Regions from separate parts of the Mus musculus genome. Here region 2 is linked to region 1. A link is a loop called in an ENCODE intact Hi-C map of the cell type or tissue named here. Cell type or tissue: gastrocnemius. All regions are shown on one strand.

Region 1 (2,500 bases):
ATAAAAAATGGGAAAAAAAAAAGAAATGGATAGATTTGTACTGATATGGGTTTTTTTGTTGTTGTTGTTTTTTTTTTTTTTTTGGATAGTTTCAGTAAATATAGGAAGCAGAGCAAAAAGAATTGGGAGCATAAAGGCCTTTTTGGAATGAGAGGTTTCTACAGATGACATTCTAGAAGCATCTATCTACACAGAGATGAAGGTACCTGGGATGAAGGGAAAGTAGTGGGCCATGCAGAGAAATGGGAACATTCTCGATAGTGTTCTTCATCTGGGTTGGGAAGTGTCCGTGTGAGCATGTGGACCAGTGTGTGGACAAGTATATGACCTCAATTGCAATGAGTCCTACTTTGAGATGCTATGGGGACATGAGAGGAAAAATGAATTCTATTACTTCTCCAACCCCCTTCTACGTTTTCCTCTGTTCCTGTGTAAGAGTCAGGTGCCTTACAGACAGCACATTCACCTCTCTCATAAACCTTCAATATAAAATATATTACCAGGAAAAATGCACCCAAAATAGTAGGTCCCTTGGGCTTTGGTTTGTATGTTCTCCTTTGTTAGCAATTTCACAGGCTGAGGGTAGCATCTTAACTTCTGTTCAAAGATGCTACTACTCTCACAAGATAATCCAAATGTCACCATTTTTATGTTGTGGGATATACTTAAGGAAAATTAAAGGTGCGACTTGAGGCAGGGAGGACAAAACTTTCTCTAAGTGTAAAGGAAAGATAAATCCCCTGCTGCTCTAGGCACTTGTGATGAAGCTGGCTGCTCTCATCACTGCTGCTGACCCTGTAACCAGGATTTAAAATTACAGCATTGACACAGGCATGATGGTGTGCATCTTGACAGGCAGAAGCAGGTGGATGTCTGTGTGTTCAAGTCCAGCTGAGTTCCAGTCCAGCCAAGACTGCCTAGTGGGACCCTGTCTCAAAAATAATGTAAAAATCTTTACATGTGACTGTTGATGGGGTGTGATTGGGGGTAGGTGGCAGTTTGACAAAAGGCAGCATTTCTATCTCGCACATTTCTTCTGCTTGTTACAGGAGACACACAGCTTCTCTGTCAGTTCTATGCGAACACAATTCCTTAGAATGCCTTAAACATCAGTGTTCATCAGAGCATGGCACTTAGTAGGTGCTCAGCAGGGGGCAGTGTGACACAATGGTTAAAAGCAGAGACAATAAGATGTCCCCGAGCCTCCTCTTCCTCTGCAACACAAGAGTGATCAGTCACTTACATAAATCCGAGATGAGTTACATAACTCATACTTATCCTACACACAAAAGTAGCCAATGAATAATAACTTTGAAATTTACTATTATAAAATATCTCTCTCCAACCTAGATCTCTCATCCCAACTCCAGACCTGGCTATGTTTGTCTAGAAGGTCAGGAAAGGAATCTAACTTAAAATACCTACCTCTTAAATCCAACTAGTGGCTGTTCTGAGCTATCTGGTATCTGCCCACTGTGTCTTCCAGTAATCTAGAATCCAGTTCCAGGGAGTTTTGTGAGTTATTCAGAATTCTCCCCACCTCTGTCCACTGAGTTAATCAGAGTTCTTCCCATAAGACCACCTAAAAATGTCTCCTGAAGCTTCCCATCTTCCTTGATACCCACCACCTCCACAGGTGGTCTGCACTGCCTATCACTACTGACACCCCTGTCTGGTTCCACGTTGCTAAGACCATTCTTATAGGACACACATTTTGGTTCTGCCGCACTTTGCTTGAAACCCATCACTATGTTCCAAGACTCTTGGGATAAAAAAAAACAAATTATTCTTCACCGGCAATTCTGCTCCACCCCCCTGTACTGCCCTTCCCTGCACCCCCTCCACCACCCTTCCCTTGCAACTCCCACTTATTGCAGGGCTGTTTCAGTTCCTTAATTAATAGTCATAAAAAGCTACTGATTCTCTGGGTCACAAAGCTTTAGCACCAGCTGTGTCCCTTCCCTGTCACACCCAGCTTGGCCTAGCTAACTCCACCCATCCTTCAAATTTGTTGTTTCCCTGGGAGACTATTTCTGAATGGACTCATGCCCCTTCTCATAGCTCTTGTACCTATCTTTTGTGGTTGTTCATCACAACATGATGCTGTATGTATTTTAAAAGATCCACAGGACAAGAAGAGAGGAGAAGACTCACTTCGGTTCTCCTTTGAATTCATACTGTCATTTATATCTCCTCTCTCTCTCTCTCTCTCTCTCTCTCTCTCTCTCTCTCTCTCTCTCTCTGTGTGTGTGTGTGTGTGTGTGTGTGTGTGTGTGTGTGAAATGGGGGTTAAAATATTATTAAAAAAAAAGGCTGGCCAGTAGTGTAGAAATGGGACAGATGATGGCAAGCTGATATTTGGATGTCTTGATTCAGTGGGATGCTGCAGAGCACCATATAAGCATCGCTCCAACTGGATGCCATTCCATGAACTTTGGTATGACTTCCTCTCATTACTGATGATGACCAAAGTTTTCCACATTCAGTGTAGAAATAGATC
Region 2 (2,500 bases), 350 kb after region 1:
GAAATGGCTAGCCTAAGATCCCACAGTGAAGAAGAAACTGAGTCAAAGCGAGGAGTAGTCACTGCTGACGTAAGAAAGGTCAGGGCATAAGTCTAGAGAGGTGTCACACCCACATCTAATAACTATAGGGTGACTCTGAATACTCCCAAAGAGGCCACTCGCTTTAGACCCTAACCCTTGAGCGGCATTTGAAGAAATTGAGGCAATGCCAAAGGTCGGCTATAGAGACCCTTGCTTACATATTGGGATGTGACAGCCTTGCAGGGGAGGGAAGAGAAGAAAGGGCAGTTAATTCACACTGTGAGGTAGGAATGGATGCCCAAAACATCAGTGTAGGACGCGTCAGAGCAAAGCATGGCGACCTGGCAGAGTAATGCTGCATGAGAGTGGTGTTCCAGGAAAGAAGAAGAGTAACCCTCTTGACTTTTCTGTGATGGTGGTGTCCCGTGGACTCCCTAGGCTCCAACTAGGTAATCTAAACAGGTGATTTGTTTGATAACGATATGGCTATGGAAAAAGAGATTTGGAACCATACACATAATTAAAAATAATAAAAAACATTTTAAAAGATTTCTACATTAGAAGATACACATACAAGGATGTCTAGATATTGGTACATTACTAATTTTTATACACAGGCAAATGTTTCAAGATACTGATTATATTTTCTTTATTTTCATTACCATAAGAAAATAAAATCATTCTTACTTTCCTTTGTTGGAGTGATACCCATATATAGATAGATAGAGATGAACATAATAAATGGAAAACAAACATGAATTTAGTTTACTTTTATGGTAGAATCCTAGAAAATGTGGCAAAATACACTATAACATAGATCAGATCCAACCAAGACTTAAAACCATGTGTCAATTTAAACGTAAATTGTGTAATGAATTGCTACATCTAACGCGGGATTGGTAGACCTAACTCCCCAAATCACCAATTAGTAGAGTAGGAAGTTGCCACTCCTTTCAAGATCAGGAGCAGAACCTAGAGAAGGGGCACACGGAGATCTCTCTTCCTAGCCTAGAGCCAGGAGCCACTTCTGATCAATGAGTGGTACTTGGGCTCGAGAACAATAGAGGAAACTCCCTGAGCTGCGCATTTATGGGATGCATTTATGGGATGCTGTGTAAACCTGCCCGTGGACAATGGTCCTGGTGGTAGAATGCCACTGGATGCCTCAAGGGCCACCTCTTGCCAAAGGAGAATCCATATTGGAACCAGGAGAGAGTCCACTGCAGTCTGGTATCTTCAGTGCCCTCTACTGGCCATGTTTTTCATTGTGTAAACTGGCTAAAGGGTGATGTTTGAGGGAAGAGAGGGTGAGGATACTGCTGAGATGCAGGCAATCCTGCACAGCAAAATATCAGAAAATAAACGAATAAATAAAAAGATTAATAATATGCCCAACAACTAGAAAAAAATCTTCTTCTGAGATTTCAGTAATTATCCTTCCTGGACACTTAATTTAAAGAAGGGATATTATTCTTAAAAAGAATAAAAAAAAGAAAGAAAAATCTTAACATAACATTTTACACACAACAGGTCTATGTTGGCTTGTTATCTTGAAGTCACAAACATGTCATTCAAAATTTCCTTCTACATCACGTTGGTGAGTACACAACATTCCACAATGAAATATTTGCAGGCCCCTTTATCGTTTCATTCTTTTTAATTTTGTTTCTAACAGCTCACTTATATCTAATGAGACCCATGATACTTTATGTACTCCACATTTCAAAACATATTTAATATTCTTAATATATGTTTGAAGTTATTGCTTGTAATTTTTAAACCAATGTGCAGTTCCACAAAAGCATATATGTAAATGCCCATCTCACTTCATCCTCAAGAATGGAGCAGTGTCATGTTTAAATGCATAGCTTTTAGACTTAAAAATGACTTGGTTTTTACAAATTTGATCACTAAGGAGGTTAGTAATTTTTAACAGTTTTAAGTTCCATATTTGATAGCTTGTTTTAGCCATTGACTTGAATTCTTGGGACTTTTAAAAAAAATTTTAACATGTAAAACAAGTCCCTAGGTAAACACCTCAACATAAAGGTATCCTTGCTAAGAAAAACAAATCAGTAACAAATAGCTAAGACCATTATCATTGTTGTGAGAGTTGTACAATGGGTAAGATGCTTGAACCAGAAGAGAAAGAGATGCACACTTTCACAGTGAAGGAAGAATTGCTGTTATGAGCTGTTTGTAATATTATCGGTAAAAATAAAGGAGGAATTTTACCTTAAAAAAAATCTGATGTTTGTATTTAAAGAAACCAAAATAGGAAAGAAAATGCAAGAAGGAAGACTGACAAGTAAAAAATAAGTTGTGATGAAGAAAGAAAAGGGAAGAAAAGGAGAGGAAGAAGAAGAGAGAGGAAGAGAAGAAAAAGAAGAGGAGGAGGGGGAGGAGGAGGGAGAGGAGGAGGACCAGCAGGAGGAGGGGGAGGACGACAAGGAGAAGGAGAAACCGCTCCACACATACA

What was found. A loop is a pair of places that touch in the nucleus more often than their neighbours do. Peaks named below come from ENCODE experiments on the same cell type or tissue, not always from the same donor. Only the 100,000 strongest peaks of a DNase experiment are listed, where the experiment ranks them.
Region 2: a loop joins it to region 1, with 4 times the contacts of the local background. A loop is called at or near these places in 3 of 42 quality-filtered maps.

The regions. Positions count from the first base shown.
Region 1 is chr2:159,644,909-159,647,408 of GRCm38, forward strand. No RefSeq gene overlaps it. Among named protein-coding and RNA genes, the nearest start is that of 4933416E03Rik, 300 kb to the right of the region's middle. In gastrocnemius, a CTCF peak has its summit at 1,146 (motif pointing right); a DNase peak (open chromatin) is centred at 1,148; H3K27ac peaks cover 288 bases.
Region 2 is chr2:159,999,386-160,001,885 of GRCm38, forward strand. No RefSeq gene overlaps it. Among named protein-coding and RNA genes, the nearest start is that of 9130015L21Rik, 16 kb to the right of the region's middle. In gastrocnemius, a CTCF peak has its summit at 1,275 (motif pointing left); a DNase peak (open chromatin) is centred at 1,243.